2 separate regions of the Homo sapiens genome follow, and region 1 is linked to region 2. A link is an interaction called in ENCODE POLR2A ChIA-PET data of the cell type or tissue named here. Cell type or tissue: A673. All regions are shown on one strand. Links, peaks and the distances in the headings refer to the core of each region. The heading gives the core; the rest is flanking DNA.

The links. ChIA-PET counts read pairs that join two places held together with the same protein. Peaks named below come from ENCODE experiments on the same cell type or tissue, not always from the same donor. Only the 100,000 strongest peaks of a DNase experiment are listed, where the experiment ranks them.
Region 1: POLR2A ChIA-PET joins it to region 2 with 5 read pairs; 2 of 35 experiments call an interaction of 5 or more read pairs at or near these places.

The regions. Positions count from the first base shown.
Region 1 is chr3:88,031,718-88,048,778 of GRCh38, reverse strand. No RefSeq gene overlaps it. Among named protein-coding and RNA genes, the nearest start is that of CGGBP1, 19 kb to the left of the region's middle. RefSeq lists an enhancer at 1,899-3,098. In A673, for the core only: no CTCF peak of the experiment used is centred there; a DNase peak (open chromatin) is centred at 4,198; H3K27ac peaks cover 2,567 bases.
Region 2 is chr3:87,821,896-87,838,956 of GRCh38, reverse strand. It overlaps HTR1F (5-hydroxytryptamine receptor 1F), which reads right to left. Exons shown (of 3, transcript NM_001322209.2): 2 at 16,833-16,949. Among named protein-coding and RNA genes, the nearest start is that of HTR1F, 38 kb to the right of the region's middle. In A673, for the core only: no CTCF peak of the experiment used is centred there; no DNase peak of the experiment used is centred there; H3K27ac peaks cover 742 bases.

The DNA.
Region 1 (17,061 bases), core at 654-8,653, 210 kb before region 2:
TGACTTATTTAAACCAATTATATATTATTTTTGTCACACACAAAATATAAGGTAGACTTTTATTGAAACCTGTTCACACAATAGTTATATCCAAACTGTAAAGAATAGCAATATGACATAATTCATCTACCTTATTAGTGAAAATATTAAATCATTTTAATTCTTTAATTTTCATTTAAGAATTTTAATTGATGAGCAAATTTTTATTTTTTTTCTAATTATTATTATTTTTTTGAGACGGAGTCTCACTGTTGCCAGGCTGGAGTGCAGTGGTGTGACCTCGGCTCACTGCAACCTCCTCCTCCCGGGTTCAAGCAATTCTCTTGCCTCAGCCTCCTGAGTAGCTGGGATTACAGGCACGCACCACCATGTCCAGCTAATTTTTGTATTTTTAGTAGAGACGGGGTTTCACCATGTTGGCCAGGATGGTCTCGATCTGACCTCATGATCCGCCCACCTTGGCCTCCCAAAGTGCTGGGATTACAGGCGTGAGCCACTGCGCCCGGCCTAGCAAATATTTTTAATATCTTTTTTGAATTATTTTATAAAATTAAGTCGCACATTTATAAAGTTAAGTCATCATTGTGTTTTCCAAGTCATTCATTACCAAGCAGGTAATTGGGGAGGGGGGTCAGTTTCAAAGTTGTGACTTTATTATCCCTGCATTTTTACTCTAAAAATAGCTTATGCCTTCTAGATGTTTACAGTAATTGTATCAATTACTCCACTGTGCTTTAATAATGCCTATAACAAACATAAATTTAATCACTACTAAAACCCCGTAGACAGGTTTCAAAATCTGCTAGTTAATGGGAATAAGATCAGTGGCATACATATCATCAGGTAATTCTTTACAACTTATGACAATTTCTATATGCCACCTTAATTTCCTTTTTCAGAAAACCGGTATTAGATAAGGATTGGAACTTCGTGCCTGGTAATCATTTGTCATCTTCCTCTCCAAGAAGTTTGCTAATTCAGAATTTACAGTCCTTTGAGTGTTGTTTCCTGCCTAGGGATCACCTAGCATCTCCTTGCTTAATGAAAAAATACTAGTTCCTTTACTACTCAGTGTAGTAGTAGTAATATAACACAGTCAAGGTGCCTTCTTTCCTTATAGTAATGGCCATCTGTTCTTAATCTTTCTTTCCTATATTACTTTCTTCTTTCTCTCCTAATGTCTCCTCCTCTCCCTTGCAGATTCTAAATGCTGCACCTTTGGCCTGAAGTTTTAGGTACATCCATGAAATGAAGCAGATTTTTATAATTCAGTCTTCAAATACTGCCAGAATGCTGCATCTAGTATCTTCATCAAGACATACATGCTCATGTCTCTGGATTCTACATGTCTATAGAAATAGATTTTACAATAAAATTTTTTGCCACTATTGTTAGTCAATTAACCTTAAACTCATGAGGTGAATAGTAATGTCTGTCACCTTGACTTTTGTGTCTGTTAACTGCTATTAACCATGAAGCTAATGCTACACATATATATGTATATATATGTGATCAATTTATTTGTTTCCTTAAGGCTATATAAAGTATCAATGTATTAGCATTAGCTTGTTTTAGTCTGTTTTTACACTGCTATAAAGAACTGCCCGAGACTGGGTAATTTATAAAGAAAAGAGGTTTAATCGACTCAGAGTTCGGCATGGCTGGGGAGGCCTCAAGAAACGTACAATTATGGCAGAAGAGGAAGCAGGTACATCTTACATGGCAGCAGGCAAGAGAGAGCATATGAAGGAGGAACTGTCAAACCATCAGATCTTGTGAGAACTCACTCATTGTCACGAGAACAGCATGGGGAAAACCACTCCCATGATCCAAGCACCTCCCTCCCTCAACATGTGGGGATTACAAATCCCTCCTTTGACATGTGGGGATTATAATTTGACATGAGATTTGGGTGGGAACGCAGAGCCAAACCATATCAATGCCACATTTAGGAAAGAACTAACATTTACAAATATGTTTTAAAATTATATTCATTATATTTTGGTATCATTTTATTTGCATCTGTATTCTTTTTAGATTTGATCTTTTTGCTAAAACAATACATGCACACAGTTTAAAAAATCAGATAATGCTAAATGACTTATAATCAGTAATCCCTGCCTCACCATTCACCTATTTTAAACTCATTTTCCTATTTCTTCTGATACTTACTTTCACTTTTTATTTCCTTCTTTTTAGAGATGGGTCCTTGTGCTCTGTCACCCAAGCTGGAATACAGTGGCGCAATGATAGCTCACTGTAGCCTTGAGCTCCTGGGCTCAAGGGATCCTCCCGTCTCAGCCTCTGAAGTAGCTGGGGCTACAGTTGGATGCCACCATGCTCAGCTAATTTTTAAAATTTCGTGTAGATATAGGCAGGGTATTGGGGCGGGAGGTCTTGGTTTGTTGCCCGGGCTTGTCTCAAACTCCTGGCTTCAAGCTGTCCTTCTGCCTCTGTCTCCAAAAGTGCTGGGATTACAGGCATGGGCCACTGCACCTGGACTTACTTTCATAGTTTTAAATAATAATTTTATACTACCATTTTTGAATAGTCAGTTTTACACATGATGCTTAAAATGAAGATTTTGTTCTTTTTCTATTATCATCCCACATTTTCCTCACTATGGGATTTTTATGTAGTTAAAATCAATAGACAGTATTTCAGTTTTTTTGGCCATGTAAATGATTGTTCACCGTCAAACCAAGTAGTTGACTGTGATTCTTTCCCTTCTTATATAATTTTTCTTAAAGCTAATAATTTTATCTTTTGTCTTTGCTTTGCATTCTATTTTTTTCCAAATACACCAACAGATATGGCAAATACCTATAAATAATCTTTCCAAATGCTAATATATGTCAAATAAACTATAAATTCATTTTTGTTTTTTGTTTTTGTTTTTGTTTTTCCTGAGGCCCCCTGTCCCAGCCTTCTTTCCTTCTGCTTAAATCTGAACTTATCTTTCTCTAGGTCCAATACAGTGGTTATCCTGGGATGTCTTTTGCTTTACTGCTTTACTGGCTAGATCCTTCCTTTTCTGTATCCCGGATCCTATGCTTTGCTTAATCCATTGCTTGGCATAAGCATATCCTCCAAAAGCTTCCTGAGGCAGATGGTGTTGAAGGGATATTTCTCAATATCTTGTGTGACTGAAAATAACTTCATTATTCCCTCGTGATTAATTAAAAGTTTGGCTAAGTAGACTGAAAATAATTTTCTTTAATAATATGAAGGCATTGCTCCATAAATATAAATCACAGTGCACTATTTGGTGTTTTGGTATCTAGAGTTTTATTAAGAAGTATAGTGCTTTTCTCAATATTGATTTTAAATATAAAATGTGATTTTATATTATTTTATATTACATTTATAATATAAATATTAACCACCTCAGAAAGAGCAAAGCAAAGAGATATCACAGGATGACTGCTGTATTAGACCTGAAGAAATATAAGTTCAGATTGGAGAAAGAGAAAAGAGGCCGGAGAAGAGAGACCTTCAGAAAAATAAATGTAATATATATTATGTTATATTGTATTATTGCTTTGATAATATACTCTCCTACACTAACTTTATCCTGCTTTGAATTTCTAAGACACCTTTATTCTTTTCAGAACATTTACTTTTAATAGGATCCCATTTGAGGTCTATGATTACAATATATTCTGTTATCTCTCTGTGACTATTATAATTTTTTTTTTTTGAGACAGAGTTTCACCCTTCCACCCAGGCTGGAGTGCAGTGGCATGATCTCGGCTCACTGCAAACTCCGCCTTGGGTTTTAAGTGATTCTCTTGCCTCAGCCTCCCAAGTAGCTGGGATTACAGGCGCCTACCACCACACCTGGCTAACTTTTGTATTTTTAGTAGAGATGGGGTTTCACCATGTTGGCCAGGCTGGTCTACAACTCCTGACCTCATGATCTGCCCACTTCAGCCTCCCAAAGTGCTGGGATTACAGGCATGAGCCACTGTGCCCAGCCAACTATTATAATTTGTTAAAGCTTTCTTCTATTTCTGCATCATCTCTGTTTCCTCTATTTCTGACTGCTTGTTTAGTCTGTCTCTTTCCTATTAGAAACATATTTTCCACACACCTCCTCATTACAACTTTTTCTGTGTACCAAATACCTTAATAACTGAGAAGAAATTCATAGTAGCCTTAAAAGGAAAGAAAGGAAACTATGAGCAGATAAGATATCTTGAGGAATTTCCGGACAAGGGACAGGTTGATTTATGAATGATGAAAAGTAGATTGTATTAAATTGATTGAGAAGCAAGAGAACAGAGAAAATCCAAAGCTCAAAATGCTTCAAAGAAAAACACTTTCTGAAAAAAACCACTTCTGAATTCAGAGCAGATTCAGAAAAATGGCAAGTGAAAGTGAACAAAAATGAAGAGGGGGAGATGTTGTCTCTAAATAATCATCAGGGTAAATGATTATACAGTTTCTTACTATAATTCTTACATATGCTAAACACAAGGTAGCACTGTTTAATGGTTTAAGAGTAGAATATAAAACCTATAAACAACATTATAATAAAATGAACTGCTTATTATCACTAGTATGGCTTGTGTTATAACATAGAAAGGCCTAGAAAACATTATTCCAAAGAGGAATTTGTGATGTTTAGACTACTGTCAATGAAAGAAAGGAGGAAATTATCTGCCCAGCTCCTAAGTGCAGCAAACTTCTTTACTATCTCTGATGGTTAATTTTATGTGTCAGCTTGCCATGGGTGTCTGGATATTGGTCAAACATTATTTAGGAGTATGTCTATGAGCGTGTTTTGGATGAGATTAACACTTGAATCAGAAGACTGAGTAAAGCAGATTGCCCTCCCTAATGTGGGGTGTGGGGGGCCCATCCAATCAGATGAAGACTTGAATAGAATAAAAAGGCTGACCCTTCCAAAAGTAAGGGACAGTCTTCTACCGCCTGACTGCCTTGTGCTGGGACATTGGTTTCTTTCTGCCTTCAAAATCAAGCTGAAACATTGGCTCTTCCTGGGTCTTGAGCCTATCAGTAATTGGAATGAAGCCACGTGATTGGTTTGCCTGGTTTTCAGGCCTTCAGACTCACTGAAATGATACCACCAACTCTTCTGTGTCTCCAGCTTGCTGACTGCACCTCTCGGGACTTGTCATTCTGTATAATCGTGTGAGGTAATTCTTTATAATAAATCTCTCTCTCACCCAGATAAATAGATCTTTTTCTCTGTGAATATATACATCCTATTGGTTCTATTTGTTTATATAGGATGGTAACTAATACAAATTTTGGCACTAAGAGTGATTCCAGAAGAACAGAATTTTAAGGATGAGTTTTAGGAATTAGTTCTGGGATATCTGGAATTGGATCTCTAAGCTGATTAAATTTATAAACACTAATGATTTTATTTTCAGTAGTAAAAAGAGCACTAATAGTTCATGGCATGATGTAACAATGGAGAAACACAAAATATCACCATTGGATACTCAACTACTTACAAGAAGCAAGAATCTGTTTAACTATGTATAAGATACTTTGAAATATTTTTGGCAAACTAATGAGTATAATGAGATGGGCTGGTTGCTTCTAATGTCACTGAACATAGTGGAGAAAGAAAAGAAAAGAAAACGACGAGCTCAGGCATTTGAGTTTCCAACTCAAGTGCTGCATAAATGACCTAAAAGCTTCTATGTGTGCCCTGAAAAAGACCCTTAGCTCTGGTAGCTGCAGGGCTGAGATTGCTGAGAATCAAATCCAGATTCTCATTCTGTGACTTGCTGAATTACAATGCAAGTTGAACTCCCAGCCTTGTTAAGTATGAACTGTTAAAGTGAGGATATTGATTGGGAAGGAATGGTATCCTGAAAGTTGGCATGGGCCCGTGTGGGAAGGCCCTGATGAACCTCAGTGCCATTGAACCCCTAAATGTCAATGGGGTCCCTCGTGAACCCCAGTAGGAGAAGCCACTCCACCTTGACTGAGAGCTGCCTCTCCATTCCCATCTGAGGAGATTCACTGCATTAGCTGAGGAAATTGCAGTGGCCTCCACTAAAGCAGTTGCAATTGCCATGCAAGACAACCATGAGTCTTCTCAGGATTCACTCCCACCACCTTTCCTTGCTTCTTGACCCTTAAATAGACTTAAGACCCTAGAAGTTCCTAGAGGTGAGGTACAAAGTGTGGTCCATAAGTTGGAGTGCTACACTCCAAAAGAATTACTTGAGTTTTTAATTTACACAAGAAGAAATCCAGGGGCAACATATGTGGGAATAGTTACTAAAGGTGTGGGATAACAGTGGAAGAAATATAAAGTTGGGTAAGGCCAAATTTATTAATATGAGCCCACTAAGCAGAGATTCTGCATTTAATGTTGCAGCTTAGAATCAGGCCTATGGAGTTCAGGTAATCAATGGAGTTTTAGTTGAGGTCCATCTCACAGTGAGTCCAGTGAGTCCCTAAGCCTAGCCCATGGTTGTTCCTTCAGTTCCAGAAAGCATCATTGGCATAAATATACTCAACAGCTGACAGAATCCCCACATTGGTGCCCTGACCTGTGGAGTGTGGGCTATTCCGGTGGCAAAGGCCAAGTAGAATTACGTCTACCTAGGGATACAATAAAACAAAAGCCAGAGCACATTCCTAAAGGGATTGCAGAGATCAGTGCCCCCATTCAAGGACTTGAAAGACGTAGAGGTGGTGATTCCCACCACATCACCATTCAACTTATCTATTTGGCCTGTGCAGAGGACAGATGGACCTTTCAAAATGACAGTGGATTATTGTAAGCCTCACCAGGTGGTTACTCCAATTGCAACTGCTATACCAGATGTGGTTTAATTTCTTGAGCAAATGAACACATCCCCTGGTACTTGATCTGAAAAGTGCTTTTTCCTTCATACCTGTCAATAAAGACCATTTGAAGCAGTTTGCTTTTAGCTGCCAAAGCCAGAAATATATCTTCATGATCCTACCTCTCGGGTCTCTCAGCTCTCCAGCCATATGTCATAATTTTGTTCACAGACATTTTATTGTCTTGCCCTTTTATAAGGGATCACACTGGTCCATGATAGTATGTTAATTGGACCTAGTGGCCAAGAAGTAGCCACCACCCTAGATGTATTGGTAAGACATTTGTATGTCAGAGAAATAAATCGGACACAAATTGAAGGCCCATAAAGTCAAGAAAACAAAAGACAAACAAAATAGGGGAAAAATAGTGATCTTCCACCTCAATGACATTCCTCAGGGTCTATTGGTGTGGAATATGCCAAGATATTCCTTCTAAGATGGAGGATAAGTTGTTGCTTATGGCCCCTCCTACAAAAAAAAAAAAAAAAAAAGCCACAGTGCTTCGTGGGCCTCTTTGGATTTTGAAAGCAATACATTCCTTATTTCGATATGTTACTCCAGCCCATCTAGTGAATGATCGGAAAAACAGCCAGTTTTGTCTGAGACTCAGAACAAAAGGAGGTTCTGCCACAGATCCAGGCTGCCTTGCAACTTCTTTGCCAGGGCCATATGATCCTGCAATCCAGTGGTGTTGGAAGTGTCTGCAGCAGATAGGGAAGCCATTTGGAGCCCTTGGCAGGCCCCTAGAGGTGAGTCACAGTGTAGGCCCTTAGGATTTAGAGCAAAGCACTGCTATCCTTTGCAGGTAACTACTCTGTTTTTGAGAAATAGCTCTTGGCTTGCTATTAAGTCTTAGCAGAGGCTGACTGTTTAGCCATGGGCAACCACTAAGTTACCGTATGAGCTGAGTGGCCCATCATGAATGGAGTGATATCTGATCTACTTAGCCATAAAGTTAGGTGTGAACAGTAGCACTCCATCATCCAATAGAAGTGATAAATATTTAAATCAGGTATAAGTATCTTACATGAATAAGTGGTCAAAATGCTCACGGTCTCCCTACCTGCTACATTACCTTCTCTCTCCCAGCCTGCACCTATGGCCTCACTGGAAGTTCTCTACATTCACTTGGTGGAGGAAGATAAGATTCAGGTATGGTTTACAGATAGTTTCGCATAATATGCAGGCACTAGCCCAAAGTGAACAGCTGCAGCAATACAGCCCTTTCCTGGAGGCTATGAAGGACCAAGATGAAGGGAAATCTTAATGTGCAGAATGTTGAGCAGTGCACCTGGTTTTTCACTTTGAATGGCCAGACATGCAATTATATGCTGATTCATGGGCTACGGCCTGTGATTTGGCTAAATGGTGAGGGACTTGGAAGGAACATGATTCGAAAATTGGTGACAAGGAAATCTGAGGAAAGGATATGTGGATAGACCACTTTAAATAGGCAAAAAACGTGGAGATATTTGTATCCCATGGGAATGTTCACCAACATGCGACCTCAGCAGAGGAGGATTTTAGGAGTTAAGTAGACAGGATGGCCTGTTCTGTGGATACTAATCAGCCTCTCCCCAACCATCCCTGTCATTGTCCAGTGGGCTCATGAAAAAAGCGGCCATGGTGGCAGTGATACAGGCAGGTGGGAGGAGGGCAGGGTCCCTGGCAAGGGCCCCACCCTCAAGCCTAGACCTGTGGCCCTAAATAAGAACAGGCATTCCTGTTTTTGCCCCAGACATTGCCTTTGGCCCACCACAGCCCCCTATCCTCTGTCCATATAAACCCCAAACCCCAGGATCCATGAGCAGAAAGCAGCAGAGTGGTGTGGCAGAGAAGTAGAGAAGAGAGAAAGCATCTGAACATCAAGAGGAGTTCGGCTGGGGGCAGTTGGAGAGGGGATTGGCCAGGGGACGGCCAAACTCCAAGGGAAGATCATCTTCCCACTCCATTCCCTCTCCAGTTCCCCACCTCCATCACTCAATAAAATCCCCACATTTACCATCCTTCAAGTCCAAGTGATCTGATTCTTTCTGGATGCAAGACAAGAATTTGGGATGTATTGGGTGTGGGAACCCAAAAAGGCTGTCACACTGCCTTTTTACTGAGCTGTTTAACACTTAAACTGTCCCCAATGGCAGGGCTAAAAGACCACTGTAACACCCCTAAACACTGCTGTGAGGCTGGATCCCAAAAACACTTGCCCTGGCCTCTGCACCTGCTCACCTGCATGCTCCTCCTCCCATAAGGGGTTTGAGTGCATGGTGGCCGAACAAATGAACCACACCTTGGTCGCACGTCCCATGAGGGGTTCAGGGAACTCTCCTGTTTCAGCAGGATGGAGGTTATGTATGGGTTCAGTAGCATAAAATCCCACCAACCAAGGCCAACGTGGCTATAGCCACCACTGAGTTCGCAGTCTGCCAGTGGCAGAGACTAACACTAACAGGCACAATTGCCTGGGGTGGTCACCCAGCTGTCTAGTGGCAGGTTACATTGGACCTCTTCCATCATAGAAGGGGCAACATCTTGTTCTTACCAGAATAGACACTCTTGATATGGATTTGCCTTCCCTGCACACACTGTTTCTACCCAATCTATCATCTGTGAACTTACAGCATGTCTTATACACCATAATAGTATTCTATACAGCATTTGTTTTCATCAAAGAACTCAACTTACAGCAAATAAAGTACGGCAATTGGCGCATGCTCATGCATTCCCTAGTATTACCATATTTTTCATCATCTGCAAGAAGCTGTCTTAACAGAGTGGTGAAATGACCTTCTAAAGACAGAGTTCCAGAACCAGCTAGGTGGCATTATCTTTCAAGGCTAGGACAAGGCTCTTCAGAAGGCTTTGTATGCTTTGGATCAGCATTCAATACATGGTGCTGTTTCTCCCATGGCCAGGATTCATGAGTCCCAGAATCAAGGGCTGAAAATGGGAGAAGCACCATTCACTGGTACCCCTAATGACCCACTAGCAAAATTTTTGCTTCCTGATTCCTCAGCCTTATCTTCTGCTGGTCTAGAAGTCTTAGTTCCAAAGAAAGGAATGCTTCCACCACGAGACACAGTGAGTCCATTTAACTGGAAGTTAAGACTGCCTCTTGGGCCCTTTGGGCTCCTCATGCCTATGAATCACCAGGCAAAGAAGGGAGTTAGTGTTCTGATGGGGGTGACTGATCCTGACTACCAAGGGGAATAGAACCATTACACAACAATGGTGGTAAGGATGAGTATGTCTAGTCTACAAGAGGTCCCTTAGGGTGTCTGTTATTACTGCTATGCTCTGTGATTAAGGCCAATGTAAAACTGCAACGATCCAATTCAGGCAGGGCTATTAATAGCTCAGACTTTTCAGGAAGGAAAACTTGGGCTACCCACTATGTAAAGAATTATGGCTGCTTAAGTTTTTGCTGAAGGCAAAGGGAATACAGATTAAGTAGTGAAAGAAGGTAGTCAAAAATACCAGCTATAGCCAAATGGCCAGTTACAGAAATGCAAAATGAGGACTATAATTGTAATGAATATTTTCTCCTTATTTTGTTACAAATGTGTGTGTGTGTGTGTGTGTGTGTGTGTAGATAGATGGATAAAGCAAATATTTTTGTTTTCTTCCCTCATCCCCCCTCATCATGTAAAATAAGATGTGTTGACTTTACATCATTGTATGTAAGTTACAGGACATCAGGGAGAAGAGTTAACATCATTTCAGGACTTTATCTCCTCTTCTAAAATGTTAGTGTGTTTCTGGTTGTACACAGAATAGTTTTATTATGATAGGAGGAAATACGACCTTGTTGTCTTTTTTGAGATTGAGTATGGTTTAAGGACACGTATATGGGTACCAAGTTGACAAGGGGTAGGTTTATGATAGTTTTATGTGTGAATTGAGTAGGTCATGGGGTGGCCAGCTATTTGGTCAAACTTTATTCTGGGTGTGTCTATGCAGGTGTTTTAGGATGAAATTCACACTTGAATTGGTGGACTGAGAAAAGAAGATTGCCCTCCCTAATGCGAGTGAGCCCTGAATAAAACCCTGACTCATGCATCACTCAAGTAAAGCCTTCCTTCTGGAGGATGGGGAGGCATAGCCTTGTTTTTTTTGTTTGTTTGTTTGTTTGTTTTGGTTTGTTTGCTCTTCACCTATGTAGACTTTTGAGTACTGCCTCACTTACAAAGTTCTTCTATTCAGGGGAGAAGATTGGGAGGAAAAGGACTCACACAGCTGCAAATGAAACCCAGGAAATCCACTTGTATCAGCTTCCCAGGGCTACTGTAACAGGGCACTACAAACTAGGTGGCTTAAAGCAACACAATTATATTTTCCCACTGTTCTAAAGATTATAAGTTTGAAATCAAGGTGCAGCAGGGTCATTCTTCTCTGAAGCCTGTAGGGCAGAATCCTTCCTTGCCTCTTCCTAGCTTCTGGTGGTTTGTGGGCAATCTTTGATGTTCCTTGGTTTCTAGTTGCAGGAATTCAATCTCAGCCTCTGTTGGCACGTGGCATTCTCCCTCTGTATGTGGACCTAAATCTCCCTTTTTATAGGGGACCCCAGTCATATAGAATTAGGGCCACCCTAATGACCTCATCTTAACTTGATTACATCTGCAAAGACTGTATTTCCAAATAAAGTCACTTTCTCTGGGATGGGGTCTAGGATTTCAAAGTATCTTTTTGGGTGACACAATTCAATCCATAACAGAACCTTCACTCATCAACTTAGAGCATCAGTCAAATAGTTTACCACATGTTTGACAAAACCAAAGGCATTCACTAACATGGGCAATTAGATGATCCAAGTAACCATAAGAGAACATTTAAAAACTGAATTGACTATCTTCAGAGAAGGTGTCATAGAGTAGGATAAAATATCCACAAAATAAGAACAGACAGCAATGACAAGGTGGCAATCAGAGGAAAACATAGTTCTTACAAATTAAAAAAAGTAAAATTTAAGAAACAGTCAATACCAGTGGAAGATTTGGAAAATAAAGTTACAGAACTCCCCCAAACTATAGAGCAAATGGCAAAGAGATGGCTACCATAAGAAAAAAAAAGTAAAAAAAAAAGAAGGAACAACTCTCCATACATAACGCTATCAGTTAGTAGTACCAAGAAGACAAAAAAAAAAAAAAGGGGGGAAATGAGGGGGATAGATAAACAAATATGTAACTGAGAAAAATTTCCCATAATCCCCTAAACCACAAGTATTGAGATTTCAGAGAGCTCTAAATGTTAAGACAAAAACAAACAAAAGAAACTTTTGCCTTAGACAATTATTTGTGAAATTTCAGAACTATTAGGACTCAAATAAATTTATAAAAGCTTCCAGAAAGAAAGAACACTGTCTGCACAGTAACTGGCTGTTGCAAACTCCAGGCAGCCCCATGTGCACGATATTCCCTGGCTTTGTGTCCCAGGGTCCAGAAAATGTTCCCTGAAGCTGAGCGGTGACGTAGCATTGGATGGGTATTATACTGCAGAAGTCAATAGACAAATGCTTGAAATGCTGAGTATGAATTATTTTGAAACCGCAAGTATATAAAGTATATATTTATCCAAACTAGAATTTAGATGTGAGATCAAAATAAATAAATATTTTGGCCTGCAAAGCCTCCAAAGGTTATCACCTACAGAACCTCTCTGAAATAATTGAGAATACATAATAGAAATAAATAAATAGGCCGGGCATGGTGGCTCATGCCTGTAATCCCAGCACTTTGGGAGGCCGAGGTGGGTGGATCACTTACGTCAGGAGTTCAAAACCAGCCTGGTGAAACCGCCTCTACTGAAAATACAAAAATTAGCTGGGCGCGGTGGCAGGCACCTGTAGTCCCAGCTACTTGGGAGGCTGAGGCAGGAGAATCACTTGAAACCAGGAGGCGGAGGTTGCAGTGAGCTGAGATCGTGTCACTGCACTCCACCTTGGGTGACAGAGTGAGAATCCATCAAAAAAAAAAAAGGAAAAGAAAGGAACCACATTAAAAAAATTCCAAATTAAGTATTTTTACTGATTTAGATTGATCTTTCACCAACTAGTCCCAAATAAAGTTCTGTTTTTATACTTATGAGAGATTAAATTTCTTCTTAATGTTATTTATGTGTGAATTGTTCTGTTGTATATTTGTGTGTATATGTGTGTGTAACCAATTCCTTATGATGGCTGACCCTCTCTACTATTATATTTCTGATCTGATTTTTTTCTGATGCCATTTTTGTGTCTTTCTAGGAATTTTTCAATTTCATCTACTTTTTCTAATCTGTTGGCATAAAGTTGTTCATGATTTGCCTGTATAAAGTTAAATTTTATGGGGTCTGAGTGATGTCCTTATATCTGATTTTAATAAATTATGTCTTGTCTGTTTTGTTCTTGGCAGGTCTTGCTAAAAATTCATCAATTTGTTAATATTTGCAAAGAACCAACTTTTCACTTTATTGAGATCCTCTATTGTCTTTTTTGTTTTTTATTTTCTATTATTTATTTTTAAATTGACAGGTAAAATTTTTATACATTTATGGTGTACAAAAAAAGAAGCAGCAGCAAGATCAGCTGAGGAAGGAAAGTTAGTTTAAAAAAGTAAGAGTCGGCTGGGCACGGTGGTTCACGCCTGTAATCCTAGCACTTTAGGAGGCTGAGGCGGGCAGATCACGAGGTCAAGAGATGGAGACCATTCTGGCCAACATGGTGAAACCCTGCCTCTACTAAAAATAGAAGAATTAGCTGGGTGTGGTGGCGCATGCCTGAGTCCCAGCTACTCGGGAGGGAGGCTAAGGCAGGAGAATTGCTTGAACCCAAGAGGTGGAGGTGGATGTTGCAGTGAGCTGAGATGGTGCCACTGCACTCCAACCCTGGAAACAGGGCGAAACTCCGTCTCAAAAAAAAAAAGGAGTCATGAATACTAATCAGACTGAGCCATGAGACAGGCATTGACTGATGATTAATAGTTTTAATTAAGTTTTTTTTAAAAACTTGCTGTCAGGAAATTTAATAGTTTCTATGATTTGGTGTTCTGGATTTAGTTAATTTGTCATTTTTTGATAGTTTATTAGTTTCCTAATAAAATTTCCAACACAAAATGCATATGCTGTAAATACAACTGAAGATGTTCAACAAGTCCTGGATGTTAGTTCTGGCTTGTGCATACACTATTTGCATAATTTGGGTGAGTTCGTATCAATTTCTCTGAATCTGTTTTAACTTCTGTGAAATGGCAAGTTTGGTCTATCTGGTCCCCAAAGTACTTTTCGGCTTAACAACAGTGAGAGAAGTTCTGGTGTATGCTGAGGTGCTGATATGGAAGAACACTCAGCCTGCTCTTCAAAGAGCAGAGTCTGGAGGTATTTAAACGGTCAGAGGCCAAGAAGGAAAGAGTGCAGACGGCTGTAGGTATTATGAAATTTCTTCCTGAACTACTCATTTATATTGGTGTATAAATAACTTAAGCATAAATGTAAAAATATCTTAGTGTCTACTTTAGTTGTGGTGACAAAATACATACAGTGGCCATAATATAAGGTAGAATGGTATACAGCTATAAGAGTAGTACTCTGAGAACAGAGAGGAACACAAAGCTTTCTTTCTTCATTTTTGGTTTTGCAAAAAAAAAATTTCGAAAAATATCATCTACAAGCAAGAAATGTTAAAAGTTAATTGGGCTGTGTGGTGGATTAAATATTACCCCAAATTCCTTGACATTCCTCCCATCCTAACTTGAAGATCTATGTCCCCTCATTTAAATCATAGTGGGCTCAATGACTACTTTGACAAATAGATTATGGCAGAAATGATGCTATGCCAGTGTCTGGGAACAGGGTTTAAGAAACTCACAGCTTTTACTAACTGTTACTTACAAAACTCTTTCTGGGAGCTGTAGCTTGTCATATAAGAAATATTATCTTGCAACTGCCGTGATGGTAAGGTCACATGTTGGTGCTCTGTTTAGTAGTTTCAACTGAAGTCAGCCTTTTAGACTTTTTAACAAAGGTGCCAGTGATTATCTCAATCAATCCCACACGGAGCAGAAGAGTCTCTCAGCTCAGATCTGTTCAACTTCTTTACCCACAAAATTGTGAGATATAATGTAATGAAAATTGTTGTTTGACACTGCTAAATCTTGGGGTAATTTGTTATGTAGCAATAGATTACTAGAATAAAATGATAAAATGCAATAGATAACCAGAAAGTAGACCCTTTTTTCCCTGAAGTTTTATTTGGTTTGTGGTATACTGTAAAGACAGTTTGTAAAATCAGACCTTCTAATCTTGGGTCTTTTTTGATGACTTCTTGAATGTTAAATATAGACAGAATTGCCTATACTCTTTTTTGCTCCTTCTCCTTTCTATTTCTGGGTGGGTGGGTTGGTATAGAATTCCTTTAGGTCTGTTTGAATGGTAATCCAAGCCCTATTAGGTAAGATCCAACAGCCTCTTATTTATTTTTTAAAACTTATTTATTTATTATTCATTTGATTTTTCTTTTCTTTTCTTTTTTTTTTTTTTGTAGAGATGAGGTCTGATATGGTTTGGCTCTGTGTCCCCACCCAATCTCATCTCTAATTGTAATCCCCACATCTCTAGGAAAGGACCTGTAATACCCATGTGTGGAGGGAAAAGGTGATTGGATCACGGGGGTGGTTTCCTTATGCTGTTCTCATGACAGTGAGTGAGTTCTTACGAGATCTGTTGGTTTTATAAGTGTTTGGAAGTTCTTCCTCCACTTCTCTGTCTCCTGCTGCCTTGTGAAGAAGATGCCTGCTTCCCCTTCTGCATGATTGTAAGTTTCCTGAGGCCTTCCCAGCCAAGTGGAACTGTGAGACAATAAAACCTCTTTCCTTTATAAATTAGCCAGTCTCAGGGAAGTTCTTTTTAGCAGTGTGAAAATGAACTAATACTAGGTCTTACTATGTTGCCCAGGCTGCTCTTGAATTCCTGGCTTTGAGTGAGCCTCCCGCCTCCGTCTCCCAAAATGCTGATATTAGGAATGTGAGCCATCTTGCCCAGCCAAACTCCTATTCTAAACAGGCCATTTCCCCCCATATATTTCTGCTTCCATGGTTGATAACATGTTGGAATTGGGAGAAATTCTATATCTATTTTTTAATCAGTTGAATTGGGATAGAAGAGCTAAGACTTTTAAAATGTAATTAAATTTTTCTACTTAAACTAATCCTGTTTCGCCTCAGGCAAACTACTAGCTTTACTATTTTATTTTTTTTAATAAAATGAGGATAGTAATTTCTACTTTGTTGTGCGGTTGGTAGCAAGTGTATACATGAAAAGAAAGTGCTATAAAACAACTTGGCAATAAATATGACATATAGAATGAAAAAATTTGGTCATTAGAATAAACTTCTTCCAAGTTCAAGTCCCATTCTGCTTCTCTTTCTGTTCATTTCAGCTATTACTGAATGCCTGAAGCATTTCAGGCTGTAATCTAGATACTGGACATACAAAGATGGATAAGTCACAGCTCTGGCCTTGAGGAGCTCACAGATCAAAGAGGGATTTGGAAATTGAATCATATATGTAAAATCATATAGCTCAACAACTGAGGCATTGGAAGGGCTCATTTATACATCACGGCTGCCCTAAGAACAAAACACAAAATCTAGGGAAGTTATTAAGATGTAGAACTCAACAGGAGAGATTCCCCAAAAGCACCGAGTGTGACAGGAGCCAAATCATGTTCTGAAAATCACAGTGAGAGGAGATACTGAGAACAAGAAAATTATTGTCAAATAAACCCTGGGCAAAAAAACCCCAGGTGAATTAAACATGCAGAATTAGCAAAAGCTTCTGATCGGCACAGATCAGAAAAAGGTTTGGTAAAAGGTTGTAAAAGTTTGGTATAGGATGCTAGTCCTTTGTTAAATAGGTTTAAAGGGAGCTAAATTGAACAGCTGATGCCAGTAAGGCTGCAGTGCCCGTTAAGGCAACACTGCCAAACTAGACCCTTTCACTCTGAGAAACTGAAAGTGAAACTAATTGCAATAAAATCTCAATAGCCTATGAAATAACATGAATGCATGCATATGCATGTTTACATCTGATCTACAACTGTTCTAAAAGTCACCTAGTCTCATGTTCAAGGACATATAAAACCTCCCCACCCATACTCAGCCAGAGGCCTTTTATAGACAAAACTCACACTCAGCCCCATCTGCACTACCTTCCAGGCCCTATCTCCTGTCTCCTGAACTTTCCCATTACTATTCC
Region 2 (17,061 bases), core at 4,737-12,736:
GGAGAAAATATTTGCAAATTATACAGCAGGTAAGCAATTAATATCAAAAGTATACAAGAAACTCAAACTACTCAACAACAAGGAAACAGCCTTACTTAAAAATGGGCAAATAATTTGAGAATTTTTTTTTTTTTTAGGAAGGAAGTTTTCAGACTCAGATTATAGCATTAGGGAAGCTATTCATTCCTTCTAGATTTTGTCATTAGATTTGAAGAAAGTGTAGTTATTCCAATTGTGTTTTCTTATCTACTGTTTTCACAATGCATGTGCACAGTTCAATCGGTTTTCATTTCAGTCCATTATTGAGTGGATATTGCAACAATTTAAATGTAAAACTCTTCAGCTACAATGCAACAAAAGGTAATCACAGCAATCAAGGAAAAATTATTGCTATATACAATAACTTGGATGGATCTCAAGGGTATTATGTTAAGTAATATAAAAAAAACCTCAAAATTTCACATACTATATTATTCGATTCATGTAGCTTCACAAAATGACAAAATTATAGAGATGGAAAACAGAGTGGTGATTATGAGCAGAAAAGAAAGAATTATGGAGAGAGGTTGAAGATAGATGGCAGCAGGGGATAGTTGGTAGATTAGGGTCCCTGGAGTAGCTGGCAAGGGTGGAATACAGGACAACAAGAAAATGTTTATTCTGACACTGGTAGGGTCCCTCTACCATTGACAGGAGATAGAACATTGTAGGAGTGGTATTTTGACTACCAGCCACTTCCTGCATCAATTCCTCCAGATAATCAGCCCTTAACTAAATCTTTCTTCCCTAATGGTCAATTTCTATTAGCAATTATTATATCATTAAGATTCTTTTTCTTTATTATTTAATGAGTGTAGCTTTATTGAAATTCGACTCTGGTTTCTCTCAAGAGAACTTAAAGTAAATAAGCATTTTATGTTCTGAAAGAAATTGTTCCATAATCTCAGTTATTATTTCCATATAGTATCCACGTGGACAAAATAAATTCTGAAAACATTTGAGTAAGAAATAAGAAATTCTAAAAATATAAGAAAATAGAAATGAAACACATTGATTATGGATAAGAGATAAAATATTTTTCAATAATAATTATACTGTAACAATAATATTTTATTGTCTAAAGTCAAGGAGGAGCTGTAATACATTCAATGCCACTTAATGCCAGAAAATGGGCTAAGTACCTTTCACTTAAAATATATGTGATATTTCCTATAGAAAATATGAGGTGAAAAATTAGAAAATTGTCACACATTATATAATATATGTTTAATAATAATAAATTATCCAATGTATTTAGAATTCTGTATATTCATCTATTTCTACTGTTAAACTGTGGAGGACATTTTTTGTTTTCCTTTGTGGAGAATCCAGTTTCCTCTCTCTGAGTAATGGTGCCCTGATTTTCCTGAGGGAAATATCCTTTCTATTTTTTTCCCTTGTGATTTGTGTGAAGTTGGACACATATTCAGCTTCCGGATTGTGAACTTGCCTCAGGTTGGCTTTTCAAATAATTACAATGATGCTCAATTTCAGATTTTTGCTGGAACTGTAAGAAAAGAGGTTCTCTGTCCTGTTGGCACTGTTAAACTAGTAAGATATAATCCTGGAGTTGTTGACGACTGCCTTATTTCTATAAAAATAATTCATAATAAAGTGAACACAGAGAAAAGCAGAACTGAGAATATGGAGAAAGAATTATGACACTGTGAGATTCTGATTCCTTGGCTTGTTCAGTTATGTAAGCTAAATTCCTTTTCTTCTTTATTAACTGAAGATTGTTTAATTGGTTTGATAATAATTGCAACTAAAAAAAAGCCTATTTAATAGTACTGAAAATGAATATCCATGAAATTTAGGAAATTAATATTGACTAGCAAACAATGTTAAGGAAAAAAGTCCTTCTGAATTCTTTGCAAACATAATAAGTCTGTGAAAAAATTTCATGTTTCTTATCACAAAAAACTAACAATATATCACTGATATGAAATGTTCTTCCCATAATCTACAAAGTATTATTTTATTTTAATGATACTATATTAATAACTTAAAGATAAAAGTTATAATTAATTTATAATTGTGGAACTAAGGATAGGAATAAGTAAATACTGAAGTACAAAAAGAAAAAATGGGCTCCAAGATTTTATCTTGTTTTTTGTTTTTCTCTAATGTTTCACCCAAACTCTCTGACCCTTAGTTTCAGAAGATGTAGGAGAGAGTTGATACATATATTTTAAAACTTTTTCCTCAGGGAGGTATCTGGAAGATCATTGAATTGCTTCTCTTCAGTGCTGTGAGCTTTTCTGAGATTGGGACATTCTGAATATAATATAATCTGATGGGAGATGTCAACATTCTAAGAAATACTAGTCTTTAATAAATTGCAAACTAATGAAATTTAAAACATTAAGAAATTCTGTAGCTTCACCTTTATTCAATGCTTACTGGATGACTCTATTATTCATAACAAATTGAAAAACCACTTATGGATATTAAAATTATTTTCCAAACAAAAATTGAGTGTGACTCAACGTGAAACAAAAAATCTTCTGAGATATTATTGTTTACTAGGACACATTATTATATGACTCTTAGCACAAAAAACAAAAGCTAAAAGAAAAAATATCCTTTTTCATATCAAAAAAACCCAACATCTCAATGAATGAGACTATTCTCTCGCTAATGGTAATTTTATGACTACATTAACTTTACTGACAACCTCAGATCTCTAAAGTAACAGAATAGAAGTATTGTCTTTCCTAAATCAGTGAATTGGTTGACTAGAATCACAAATATTCCCTGAAGGAAGCTGAACACTAGCATGGAATCCATCTGGCCAAGTGGGTACATGTTCACCACTTTGCAGATAATAAAATAAATGGATGATATCTCCTTTTCTGCTGGGTAGAATCCTGGAGAATAATATCTAGAATTATTATAGGTTTAGTGTAGTTTTAGTGTTGGTTTGGTGTAGGCTTAGTTCTTGTGACCATAAAATTATCAAGTTAGGGTCCTTTGCACTGGCACACTACAGCTAATGCAAGGGTCTGAAAATGCCCCAACAAAAGTTCCTCATTTGCTTTATAATGTGCAGACCCAGAGGGTACAGACAGCTGATAAGTGCCCAGGGAAAGCCTTATTCACAAAGAACAAAAATGGCTCTAAATAATGGCTCAAGTTATCTGTAATTTGGACATCTCTTTAGGATAATGTATGATCCAACCATTGATGAAGTTCATGCTAAAAAGGAATTTGGTCTCAAAAATACGGAAATGACATTTAGTCTTTTACGATAGGAATGCTACTTCTTGATTTAATACCAGAAGGAAGTACAGGAAATTGAAAAATAATCAGCCAAGAACATTGCTAACTGCTTTATATGCATGGTCTATTGTGACTTCTAAAGTTTTTGAGACAGATATCATCAACTACATGGCATCACTATGAAAATAGGGGTTCAGATAGATTCTTTAACTTGTGACGGCATCATATTTCATTATGTTGTAATCTGGCTTCATCGAAGTATAACCATTTTGACCAGGCTCAGAAAAGTCCCCCGATTGGGGTTTAATGCTCTGTGGTTGCTGTCTTGAGATTCTTAGTCATTTTAGTTTTGTATTTATATGCCATCTCCATATTTAGATCCTGTCTGCCCTGGGGGTGGGGTTGGGTTTGCGGGGGGGTCTTGGGGGTAAGGGTCCTTTGCCATTGCCAGGCATTTTCCTTTTGCCTTGAGCCCCACAAGTTATGTAGCCAGCCCTGAGCAGAGTTACGATTCAAATCCAGTTCTGCCTAACACCAAGAACCTCTGGAGCAGGAATCAAGATGTTTGGTCCAGAACGAAAATCAATTTTCTAGGCTTAGAAAAGTACGGAGAAAATGGCATTGAATTTGGAGTTCAAACACCTATCGATAATTCCAGATACATAATTTACATTTTGTAGCTCTCTGGGCAAGACACTTAATCTTTCTAAACTGAGGCATCCATAGACTTTCTGTAAAGGGTCAGATATTAAATATTTTCAACTTTGCAGGCCATATGGTCTCTGTTGCAACTACTTAACTCTACCATTGCAGCATAAAAGCCACCACACAAAATACCTAAACAAATGAGCATGGCTGTTTTCTAGTAAAACTTTATTCATGGACACTGAAATTTGAATTTCCTATAATTTTTATGTGTCATAAAATATTACCAACCTTTTGATTTTTAAAACAATTTTGAAATGTAAAAACCCTTCTTAGCACCAGGGATATAGAAAAATAGGCAGCAGGATGGATTTGGTCCTGCAGGTTATACTTTGCAGACTTCTGGTCTAAGCTATTGTTTTTCATTCATTCATATATCCATTCATCACTGTTCAAAGTGTGTTTATAACTGGACTAGGCATTAGGGATCAAAAGACATGGATTTGTATGATCTAGACCTTGAAGTTCTTAAGCGCCACCTCACGTTGACTTTCCCAGGCCTAAACAAACAAGTGAAAACAGACTAATGGGAAATAGCTTGGGAAAAAAAAAAAGAACTAAGTCTTTCCTAAAATAACATCTGCTTTTTAAGTCCCAAATTGTTTTCATTTTTAATATATGTATATATTCACATTTATATGAGTATTTATATGAGTATTTGTGCGCATATATACACATATACACACATACATAAACATACACATATACATGTATTATGCATACCTTATGTGTATATATACATATATGAATACACACACAGTATCTTACAATTCTGAATTAGAGATCCAATCACATTGCATGTATAGTATAGTGATTAGAGGAATCCAACTTGGGTTTTATATCCAAATATATCATCCCTGTCCTAGAAATACAACCACTGAAATAAATTACAAACAGTACTATCAGATAGTTTGCAACAGTTAGGAATACTCACCCTATTAAGTAGTTTCTTGCCATGTATAACACAAAATGTGCACCTGAGTTGAGCAGCCAATCTATATATTTTTGAAGATACAACAAGATAATTTTTCTTTAAAGACAATCAGAAGTGAACTTGTAAGCTCTGATTACAAAGTTATTAAAAATGGAAGTCAATACTTTTTCAGAGTAAAAAGCTAAGAATCTTCGTGCAAGTCTCAATTACGTAAAAATATAAGAAGGACTTAAAAAAAAAGGGCTTTATAGGCCGGGCACGTGGTGGCTTATGCCTGTAAACCCAGCAGTTTGGGAGGCCAAGCTAGGAGGATTGCTTGAGGGTGGGAGGACTGCTTGAGGCCAGGAGTTTGAGACCAGCCTAGGCAATATAGTGAAACCCTAGCTCTACATAAAATTTTAAAAAAATTAGCCAGGTGTGGTAGCTACTTGGGAGGCTGAGTCAGCAGGATCCCTTGAGCCCAGGAATTTGAGGCTGCAGCTAGCTACAATCATGCCACTACACTCCAGCTGGGCAATACAGCAAGACCCTGTCCCTATTTTTTTAAGTGCTTTATAAATACGGTATGGGGTCAACTGAGTTCCTTGTTGAAACAGTATACTGTTTCCCTGGTTCCAGCTCACAGGTTCTGACCCAAAAGGTCAGGAATGAGGCCAAGAAATCTGCATTTTTTTAAACAAGTAGATTAAGTTATTTTGATATAGCAAGCTCAAGGACAACACTTGGGAAATGGCTTTAAAAGAAAAATAGTTAAGGTTTTTAATTTTTATATTTCCCTAGTTCCAGTTTGGAGACATTCTGGATACTTAAGGGAAGCAGAAGTCTCTTCACCCTATATGCCTTTATCTAGAAACACCTCCCAAAGGAAGCAGAGTCTGCCAGTGGAAACAATGACAATATTGCAAGCAGATTTGGGGCCAGAAGAAAACACTGCTGAGAAAAACAGAGTGTTATCCTTTGCAGCTTAAAAATTCTAAACAAGAGGCAAAAATCTCTCATATGTAGCTTTTCCTTGACAGCTGGAGAAAGGTGTTGTTAAGACCCTCAGACCTTAAAGAACCTTTGAGTAAGGAAAAGGTGATTTCCAGACACGTAAGTCCTGTTACACCAGTCTGAATACAAAAGCAAACAAAACAACAGACGGAACAAAACTTGGCAAATATTTTCTCTATCTATCTACTTACTATCCAGAGGCTTTTCATTCCTGGAACTCTTGATAAAAGTTTCAAATAACTCAAATATAACTTTCAAACATTATTTTGTTAGTAATATGTAATCTTGATAATGTGAAATGTGAAAGAAACTCTGTGGCTGTCTGACAATGACACAGCTTGATTCTCTCCAAGAGGCCAAAGTTTTGGTCTGTATTCACGAATTCATTTGTGAACTAGTTACTCTGATGAACAATTCTTACAAGAAGGGGTATTCTGGCTGGGCGCGGTGGCTCACGCCTGTAATCCCTGCACTTTGGGAGGCTGAGGTGGGCGGACTGCCTGAGTTCAGGAGTTTGCGACCAGCCTGGGCAACAGGGTGAAACCCCGTCTCTACTAAAATACAAAAAATTAGCCGGGTGTGGCGGCGTGCGCCTGTAGTCCCAGCTACTCGGGAGGCTGAGGCAAGAGAATTGCTTCAACCCGGGAGGAAGAGGTTGCAGTGAGCCGAGATCGCGCCACTGCACTCCAGCCTGGGCGACAGAGCGAGACTCCATCTCAAAAAAAAAGAAAAAAAAAAAAAAAAAAAGAAGGGATATTCTTATGTGTGTGTTTTGTGTGTATAATACATATTATACATTACATATAATTAATTATTTCTACTATCACATTAATTTAGTGACGAAGTACTTTTATAAATTCTCTTTGCCTTTGACAATACTTTCAAGACACATGGAAGATACGGATTTTAGCTTTAGTTACTCAATACGAGTTCTCTTTTAGCTTCTAGGCAGGTGGCACAGTATAGTGGTTATGAACACAGGCTCTTGGCATTAGAGAGCTTGAAATTCTTACCACCTGTGTGATAAGTAATTTAATCTTACTAATTCTGTTTCCTTATGGGGATGACACTAGTACCTATCGTACTGTTAATAGTAATAATAGTGCATGGCGATGATTTTAGTACCTACTTCATGCAGTTGTGAAGATTACAATAATCCATTAAGTTTCCAAAAGTTAGCAATGTGGCTCATAAAAATATAAAATAAACATGTGTCAAAGATATTATTCAATTTCTTGATTAATGAGTAAACCAATCAGACGGCAAGGCTGAATCAAAGGGCATTTTGAAGATCTGAATATTTATAGGCCTTTTGAGATAATATTAGTATAAGATTTCTGGGATAATAATCTATAGCACTGAAGTTTGTTTTTCTTCTGGATAGAAATAATTTGTATCTGTGGGCCGGGCGCAGTGGCTCACGCCTGTAATCCCAGCACTTTGGGAGGCTGAGGCAGGCAGATCACGAGGTCAGGAAATCGAGACCATCCTGGCTAACAAGGTGAAACCCCGTCTCTACTAAAAATACAAAAAATTAGCCGGGCGTGGTGGCCGGCGCCTGTAATCCCAGCTACTCAGGAGGCTGAGGTAGGAGAATGGCGTGAAGCCGGGAGGCTGAGCTTGCGGTGAGCCGAGATGGCGCCACTGCACTTCAGCCTGGGCGACAGAGTGAGACTCCATCTCAAAATAATAATAATAATAATAATAATAATAATAATAATAATAATAATAATTTCTTAATATCTTTTAAAGTACAAAGACCCTACTAAAGTTAGTTACTAATATTTGCATTGTTATTTATTTTGTAGACCAAAATATTTTGTTCACCTTGATTAGATTATTACTTCATTGGAGCATGATGTTTGTCCATCATATTAGCAAATTCTTCTCATATATATAAGAATATTTCAAGAGTTATTTAGGGTATACTTAGACCCCACACTACCAGGAGCCAGAAAAATAGCTATGAATTTACCACATCCATAGATTGATTCATTGATTATTTTTTCATTTATCAACTGTTAATTCAGTGTCAGACTCAGAGGATATTGCACTGAATAGGACACAGTCCCTTCTTTCATGGAACTCCACGTAATATTATTTATAAGTCATATTTACTTAAAACTAATTTCTACTTCAAATATCAATACATGTGCCATAAACATTGCTTAGAGAAAGAACTCATTGTAAAATATTTTTCAGTAATACTGATTTTCACCCAGGAACTTCTTTATTTGACTTTAAATCTCTGGCGCAAGTCCATCTGTCTCTTAATGCAAGATACAGGTGGCGAAACAATGTTGGTGTTCACAGTTAGAGCTCTCTAATTCTACACATTTTTTTTCTAAAACATCCAAAATATTTTTCTGTGTGTAAAAATATAAAGATTCAGTGAGATGTTGCTAAATACACTTTAATGAGATCTTCTCAAATCCATTTTGCTGCCACTAATTTCAAGATACTTATTTTTTCAATAAAGGATTATTTCCATAGATAGCACGAGAAATCATGAGAAATTAATGTCTTCATGATGATAAACCAGAGCATAGGAAAATGAGATAGTGAATAATGAAGTTATATCATTATAATACATAGTTTTATGACATGACCAAGAATATTCCTATTATTCTGAAAATATATCAGTGTGCATATGCTGATGGACTTACCACTACTTCATTTACTTCAGTGAGTCCACACACATGAGTATTTTTTCAGTATTAAAAATATACTGCTTGGAGGAATTTACACACAATGCATAGATTTCATTTTATGTCATGGTTCTGAGGAAAACTGTTCTACCTTTTACACCAGAATGATATAATACCAGGACACATATATTTTTGCACACAATTTCAAGGGGCTCATAGACTCTCTAGAATCATATCCAGGTGAAGCAAGTATGTCACAAAAAGACTGTGTCAACATTAAATGTTTAACTACCCAAGAAGATTTTGTTTTTATGTTCTACCAAATTATTTTCAAAATAAAAATTCATTTCAAATGAAATAATAGGATTCAATTTATTTTGTAAATAAGACTAGAAAATGCTTAAATTAGGGAAATACTATTGTATACATCACACTAAAGACTATTTAAGGATAAAAAATTTTACACAAGCAAAAGTGATTAGTCAGTTTTTAAAGATCATATTCATGCTTCTGTTGCAAATATTAATTACTGGCTCTAATTGAGCATATCAGTAATCTATGATGTACTTACAAATTGTATATACCTTTGATTACATAACAGGGTAAATTACAAGAATAAATTATGTTTTTTATTTTATTAAGTAACATCATTATTTTTGCAAATTTCCTTTTCTAAAGGAAGACCTATATATTATCTCCATGAGCATAAAAGTGTGTTTTGCATGAGTGGCTGGTTCACTTGAACCAAAAAAGAATAGTTAATAGCATGTTTGGTGAGTGGAACACAAGTGTGCAAACATAGATGAAAAGCTCCTTAAGTCCCTCAGGACAGTGTGAATGTGCAAATGCAGTCAGAGAGATCCCTAAGGAAGGGGGGAATCCCAGAGGAATGACCGTGAAGGTTAGTGGTTCGACTGCCTTCTCATGAATGGGGAGACTTTCTCTTCTGCCAAATTTGGAGGACTTGGATTTCAATGTTTTAAGGAAGATCACAGCTTTTTAGGCACATTGTGCATATCGCATATGCTTCATTTGACAGTCTCAATACTGGATTTCAGATTCTGCTTGTTACATACAAATGTACAATATTACTTATATTTAAATGATAATAAATGAAACTGATTTTTTAAAGAAATTGGTGGATAATTTTCATGAAGCCACCCAACAATATCAGAGTCTGGAGACCAAACTGAGGTGCAGCAAACAGGCAGAAGGACATGTCTTTGGTTCTTTTCTCTTTGAAAAGGCTCATCACTCAACCAGGAGGTAAAATAAAGATAACCCAACACAGCAACAGCCATAGAAGTCTCCTTCACAGCCTCACAAATAAAGCACAGGACAGATCTTTTTTTTTTAACTTTTTTTTTTTTTGGTATGCTGACTTTGCCACAATAAATTTTTAAAAATTACTTGTCCACCCTAGAAATGAACCACATGTCAGCAAGTGGTTTTCTGTTGATGAAAAGCACCTGAAGAATCCAGGAAGGAAAGGGAAACATTTCTTTGTTTTGTTATTGGGAAGGGATGGATTTGGTAAAGTATGACATAGTTCTAGCACTGTTTCGTCCAGAAGGTTGAATTAAATATATTAATCTACATTTTCAAGTAACAATAGAACAGGTGATCTTTTTCAGAAAATCTATGCACTCAAAAAATGTTTTGTATTTAGTTCTGTCTTAGAATGTCTATTGCTATTATAAAACTAAAATGAAGATATATGTCATTTAAAATGTTCAAGGGTTAGATATGAAATTTGTGGTTGATTCAAGTGCTCAGGTTTCTGATTTCACTCTTTCTGGCTACTCTACTCAGTGCCTAATTCACTGCTGATCAGCAATTCTTCCTTGGGTGAGATGTCAAATAAAAAGTGATAAAATCCACACAAATTAATTCTTAGCTCTAAGCAATGTTAAGAGCTCATTGGGAACAAAGGTTGAATGTGCTCTTTAAAGTAAAATTTTGAATTATCTGTAGATCCCAATTTTCCATTCCCTGTTGTTGTGGACAATTAAGAGTTGTATTTACACTTAAACTGTATTTGTTAGAAAAATTCCTTTTAAAGTAAGAAAAAGAGGCTAAAAACATAAGCCTAATTTTTTTAGTGCTTAACTAATCGAACGTGAATGACACTCCCAGTTCATGTTATGCCAGGAAATATAAGTTCCTCATTTTGTCAGTTACAAAGTGGGTTTTTGAAAGTTCTCATCTACCAACTGAAGAATGCAGAGACATGCTATAAATTACCACACTTCTTGAGAAATGGAACAGAATTTATAAAACGATCTTATAACAAAATAAATAATATAAACACATCACAGATATGGGAGAGAACAGTACAATTACCCTCCCCTACCCAGATGGAACTATAGAACTCTTCAAACCTAGTGTAGATCTACCATAGAGTAGGCTTACTTGCTACATATTTAAATATTCTGCTCTCTCTGGCCCTTAACTGAGTGATGAAGATCTTGTGCAGGTAGCCAGAGAAGTTCATTAAGTTACCCCAGGAGAGAAGGGTACAGTTCCTGTGAATGTGTGGTGCCATTTTTCCAAGTTGTACTGAAACTATGATACAACAGCTGAATGCCAGTTATTCCTAGATCACCTCACCCTTTTCCAATCAACGAGGTTTTCTCTCAGGACCATCATGATAGGGCTATGTTTTTTGGCACCAACTTGCAATATAAAAGAACTTACGAATAGAATGTGAATGTGTATTTTGAAGGTTGTTAAATTTTGCTTCATTGCTTTCCAATTCATTTATTTACAAAACTGGAAAAATATGATTAATTTTTCAAAGGATTTTTTAAATAAAGGCTTTAGAATTTCTCAACTTTGAAATCTCAATTACAGAATGCTATTTTCATGCAAATGAGAGAAGCATACATACTGCAGTTTTCTTCTAGGTTTAAAGTCTTGGTGTTTAGAATTATATAAAAATAGTGCTTGCATAAAAATTACACTTGTTTATGACACAGGATACAAAATGGTAGCACAGTTTGACAAAGAAAATTCAGATAAGAATGTGACTGCCTGGGAAAGGAAAAAAAATTAAGTTGATAAGGGCAATGAAAATAATTATAGTATAAGTGGGAGCTGAACAATGACAACACATGGACACAGGGAGGGGAATAACACATACCAGGGCCTGTTGGGGGTTGCGGGGAGAGGGGAGGAAACTTAGAGGATGGGTCAATAGGTGCAGGAAATCACCATGGCACACATATACCTATGTAATGAACCTGCATGTTCTGCACATGTATCCTGGGACTTAAAGTAAAAAAAAAAAAAAGAAAGAAAGAAAATAATGATAGTGGTGGCTCAAACCTGTAATTCCCACACTTTGGGAGGCTGAAGCTGGCAGATGACTTGAGCTCAGGAGTTTGAGACCAGCCTGGGCAACATGGCGAAAGCCTGTCTCTACAAAAAATACACAAATTAGCCGGGCATGGTGGCCCATGCTTGTAGTCCCAGCTACTTGGGAGGCTGAGGTGGGAGGATCTATTGAGACCAGGAGGCAGAGGTTGCAGTGATCCAAGAGCACACCACTGCACTCCAGCCTGGGTGACAGAGTGAGACCCTGTCCCCAAAATAATAATAATAATAATGATAGCAACACCTTCCATTATCTACTATTTGTGGACTTTCAAGCACATTCTAGGTGCTGTGGTACTGTTCTCCATTCAAGGAATTTACACGGTAGTAGGTAAGACAAATAGTACCAATATGGCAAGATACAGGCTTAAAGAGACGTTATCGAAGTGCACTGCAGGGATAGGAACACTAAGCTGGAAAACACCTACTTTCTGAGATGAAGCAAAGGTTGGCAATGCTTTATAGAGAAGCTGATCTGAGAATAATGGGCGTTTACGGGATGTATAAGCAGGGAAAAGCATTCTAACTGGAGAGGCTGGCTATGGAAAGTACAGAGGATTAAAAAGACATGGACTTTATGAGAAAATCAAGCAGGTAAAAAGAACGAGTGGCAGAGCTGATTTCATAAAAATATGCAAGGGTAGAGTAGAAAAAGCTATGAAATATTTATTTTTGCTTGTAACTTAGGGGAAATCAATCATTGATGTATGAGCAAGAAAATAGCATGAAGAGAAACAGTTTCCAGCTGTTATAGAAAGAGGATTTGCAGAAGCATTGATCAAACAGGTTCCCTGAGACAGAATATGGTCTCACCCAGGTTCTCTAATACTGTTTGAGAAATAAAGATATCCTTGGTCCCCAAATGATAGCAGGACAGGAGAACTAGGAAAGCATGCAGAGTTTCTGCAGACAGGTTCTGGTACCATCAATGGTGCCTAGAAGTGGTAGGAGAATGCAAGAAGGAAATTATCCTCTAGTGAGCATTCAATACATTACAGCAAATATTTTTTAATACACATGATCTTATTTAGTCTTCACAACAATCCTATGAAATATGAATTATTATTTCAAAGTAAAACATAGTTAAACTAAGTTCCAGAGAGGTGAACTTATCCAGTATTACACCACTGATAGAGGTGGTGGTATGTCCCTACAATGGGATCTAAAACCCTGCCTGTCTGTCTGGTATCACAACTTACACTCTTTCTGTAGAATCTCCTGTCTCAAGTGGTACCTCTGTCATTGGGTATATAGCAGCAAGACAACCATTTTGCTTTCAGGGAGAAGGCTTTGTGACATGATTCTAAGTTAATTCCTCTATGGTTTTATGGGAAAGTGATGGTAGCGTTAGAAGACAGGCGAGTGCGACTCTGAGACTAAAATGGGTCAATTTTTAAAGGAAGCCATGGTACTAATGAAAACAGCATAAATCCCAGAAATATTTTGTATGATGAATTGAGAAGATATAGTGACCAATTGGATATATGAAATGAAGGAGAGCCAGGCATTAAGGAATGACTCTTCTGGCATGAGAGACTGGAGAAAGAACCATCAAACAACATACAGAATATAGAAGGGGAAACAAGCACCAGGTAAATATGACATGAAAGCAATAGTACATATTTTAGTGATTATTAGACTTAGGAGAGAGAAGTCAGGGATTTTACAACCACACATTTCATATATTTGTGGTAATTAATATATTTCAGGCTCAGGCAAACTACAATATAAAGGGCTATAAAACTCATTATCGGTAAGGTCAGGACAGCTCTGAGGACGATTATTTGGGATCATTTAAATATATCATACACAACTGTGAGTTCTGAAACAGACACTACTCTTGTGATGGGAGAGATGCAAATCATACTTGAGAGTCCATTTATTATAGCTGTTGTCTGAAAAGTTGTTAAGGCAAATAAGACATTACAAAGAGTAGGAAAACAGATTTATTGCTATGACATATTTTTATGTGCTTTGACCATTGCACAATTTGAAATAATTGGCATAATAATACTTCTTATAATCACTATTATCAAGTCTGAATATCATTTTTAGCTATGGGAAGAAAGACACAAAATCTGTTCGTCAGTGTAAAAATTCAGAAGCTAGAGAGGGGTGGCTGGAAAAATGAAAAATTCAAAATGGAAACAAAAACATTTTCTTTTGCCTTGTTTTGGGAGCTTTCATACTTATAGAATTATCTTGAGTTGAAAACAGAATTTTATTATTTATTTGAATTAATTTGGTAATTTTTGACTCTTTGAAGTCAAAAGTAATTCCAAGAATGTATTTCGTAAAGAAATAATGTGCTTATGAAAGCACACCTATACACATGTCCCAGTCCAGGACACTGATGGTTATGTGCAGCTGTCAATCTCATTCCCATCAATTCTAGGTCTGTTTCATTCAGGGATTCATATTATGGGTATCAATTCATTCTTTCATTCACAAGGTTTATTGAGTGCTTACAGTAATTGTGCTAGGCACTATTCCAGTCCACTATACTGACTTGAGAATAAAACGGAAAAAAATGTTTTCCTAATAGAGAGAGAAACATAAATTAACAGAGAAATAGAATTTATAGGAGGGATAATGCACTATGAAGAGTGATAAGTAAAAAGGCCTGTTTTACATAAACAAGCTTGAAATACTGGCCAGGGATCCAATCATGTCGCATTTTAAAGGGCATCATTAGGGATATGTATTGGAGTAGGATGCATAGGACTTGCTGATGGGTTGGACAAAGGTAAGACCCCCACATTTTTGGTCTAAGCAACCAAGGGTATAGTAGGACTATAATAGGAAAGACTTGTGGAGGAACAAGTTTAGATGGAACATCAAAAAGTTAATTTAGTACATATCTATTTTGAATCATTGAGTAGACATACAGGGAGAGATTTATAGCTCTTTGATATCTAAGTAAGAAATCATAGGGGATTCAGGGCTGGGATAAAGATCTGGGAGACTTCTGCATATGTTAGCTTTTTTTTTTTTTTAGGCGGAGTCTCACCCTGTCGCCAGGCTGGTGCGATCTTGGCTCACTGCAAACTCCGCCTCCCGGGTTCAAGCGATTCTCCTGCCTCAGCCTCCCGAGTAGCTGGGACTACAGGCGCGCCACCATGCCCAGCTAATTTTTGTATTTTTAGTAGAGACAGGGTTTCACCATGTTAGCCAGGATGGTCTCCATCTCTTGAACTCGTGATCCGCCCGCATCGGCCTCCCAAAAGTGCTGAAGTTACAGGCGTGAACCACTGTGCCTGGCCTGTTTTTGTTTTTTTTAAAGCCTGTAATCCCAGCACTTTGGGAGGCTGAGGAGGATGGATCACTAGAGCTCAGGAGTTCAAGACCAGCCTTGGCCGGGCATGGTGGTGCACGCCTGATGCCTGTAGTCCCAGCTACTAGGGAGGCTGAGGTGGGAGGATCACTTGATCCTGGGAGGTGGAAGCTGCAATGAGCTGTGACTGTGCCACTGCAGCCCAGCCTGGGTAAAAGCATGAGACCGTGTCTCAAAAAAAAAAAAAAAATATGGGACCAGTTGAGAAAACCTGAGTGGAGATATGGATAAAGAAGGGAAGAGAGCTGAAGATGTATTCCTAAAGTGTTCCAACATCTAGAGGTCTTGAAAAGGAAGATGAACTACGAAGTAGACTTTGCAGGGGCAAGAGCATCTTGAATCAGTAACTGTTGATATTCTCCATCATAACTGAGAATCAGTATACTTGGAAAATAAAAACTTTTAAAAAATAATACTAAGGAGAATGGGTACCATTGAGATTTTCAAAATCTAATGTATAGAATTATAAATTAATATAAACTGTTACAAAATTTGCAATAGACAGTACATTCCTGCCATCCATTTAATTAAAAAATCATTTATTAAATATATACTTTTAGCTTTGTGACAGTAGCTTACATGATATATGTCATGCTGTCTCTTAAAAATATTAAAATCCATATATATGACAAGTGACTATCCTATGGTTGCATTAATCTTCTAAATAATAATGTGCATTTATATAAAACTTAAAATTTTACAAAACATTCTTTGACTAACTCAGACAACTGTGTAAGATTGGGAAGGTAAATATTATTGTCACCATTTTCCTAGCAAGCACTCTGGATTCAGAGAGGCTAATTGATATGAATAATATTATCCGGCTAGGAGCCAGCAGATCAGTGACCTGAATAAAGATATTAGGGCACTTAATCCATTGCTGTTCCCAAGAGTAACATTTATTATGTTGTTTCATTTCTTATGTACACATATAATCAGAGGCAACACGTATGGCTTGTGCAGGTTGTGTATCACATGGATAAGCTATGAATGGTCCCCTCAGACTGGGCTGGGCAATAAGCAACCTGAGCAAAATAAGCAGTAGCTGTTCTTAAAAATCATACTTTGCCTCAAATAAACTCTGAAACATGGAGATGTAAGAGTTAAAACTAGTCTGTTATCCCACTGAGGATAGTTATCACCCTGCCAAATTATATAAAAGAAAACATTAAATTTTCCAAATCATTATTATAATTGAGAAGATGGTTAAATATAAAATCTGCAGGTTTTTATCTGATTTAGTATTTAATGTCTACCTTTCACTTTCTATAAGCATTTTTCTTAATTTATTTTTTCTTTGATTTATGTTCACTCACCCAAATGTTCTCTTAACACCATCTCCAAGTCTCCACCCTATTTTCCTCCAATAGGCTCCTGGACCCATCCTTCCTTTCACCTTGAAACACTATTGGCCATTAGTGAACCAATGATCAGTGGCTCTGGCCTTTCCTGGAAGCAGGAGTCATATGGACTTTCATCCCTCCAGTGTCCATTTTGCATTACGTTCTTTGATTTACCACATTTTTTTTTTCACTAATTGTCAATTTATTTTTCTTCATGGTTTAAAGCTGGGAATGCTTACCATACTGTGGTAGATTGAATTGTGGGTTTTCATCACCATTTCGTCTCCTCATGTTCCTGTTCTTTTGAGAAGTTCATGAAAGTTTCACAGTCCAATTCATTCTCTCCCAAACTCCTCCTTAAAAAAGCAAAGAATAAAACAAATCATTTCTTGTCTCTTCTCCTGAAATTTTCCCAGCCGTAATATACCCTGGCTGATCTGCTCAAACAATTGTTACCTTTCTTTCCCC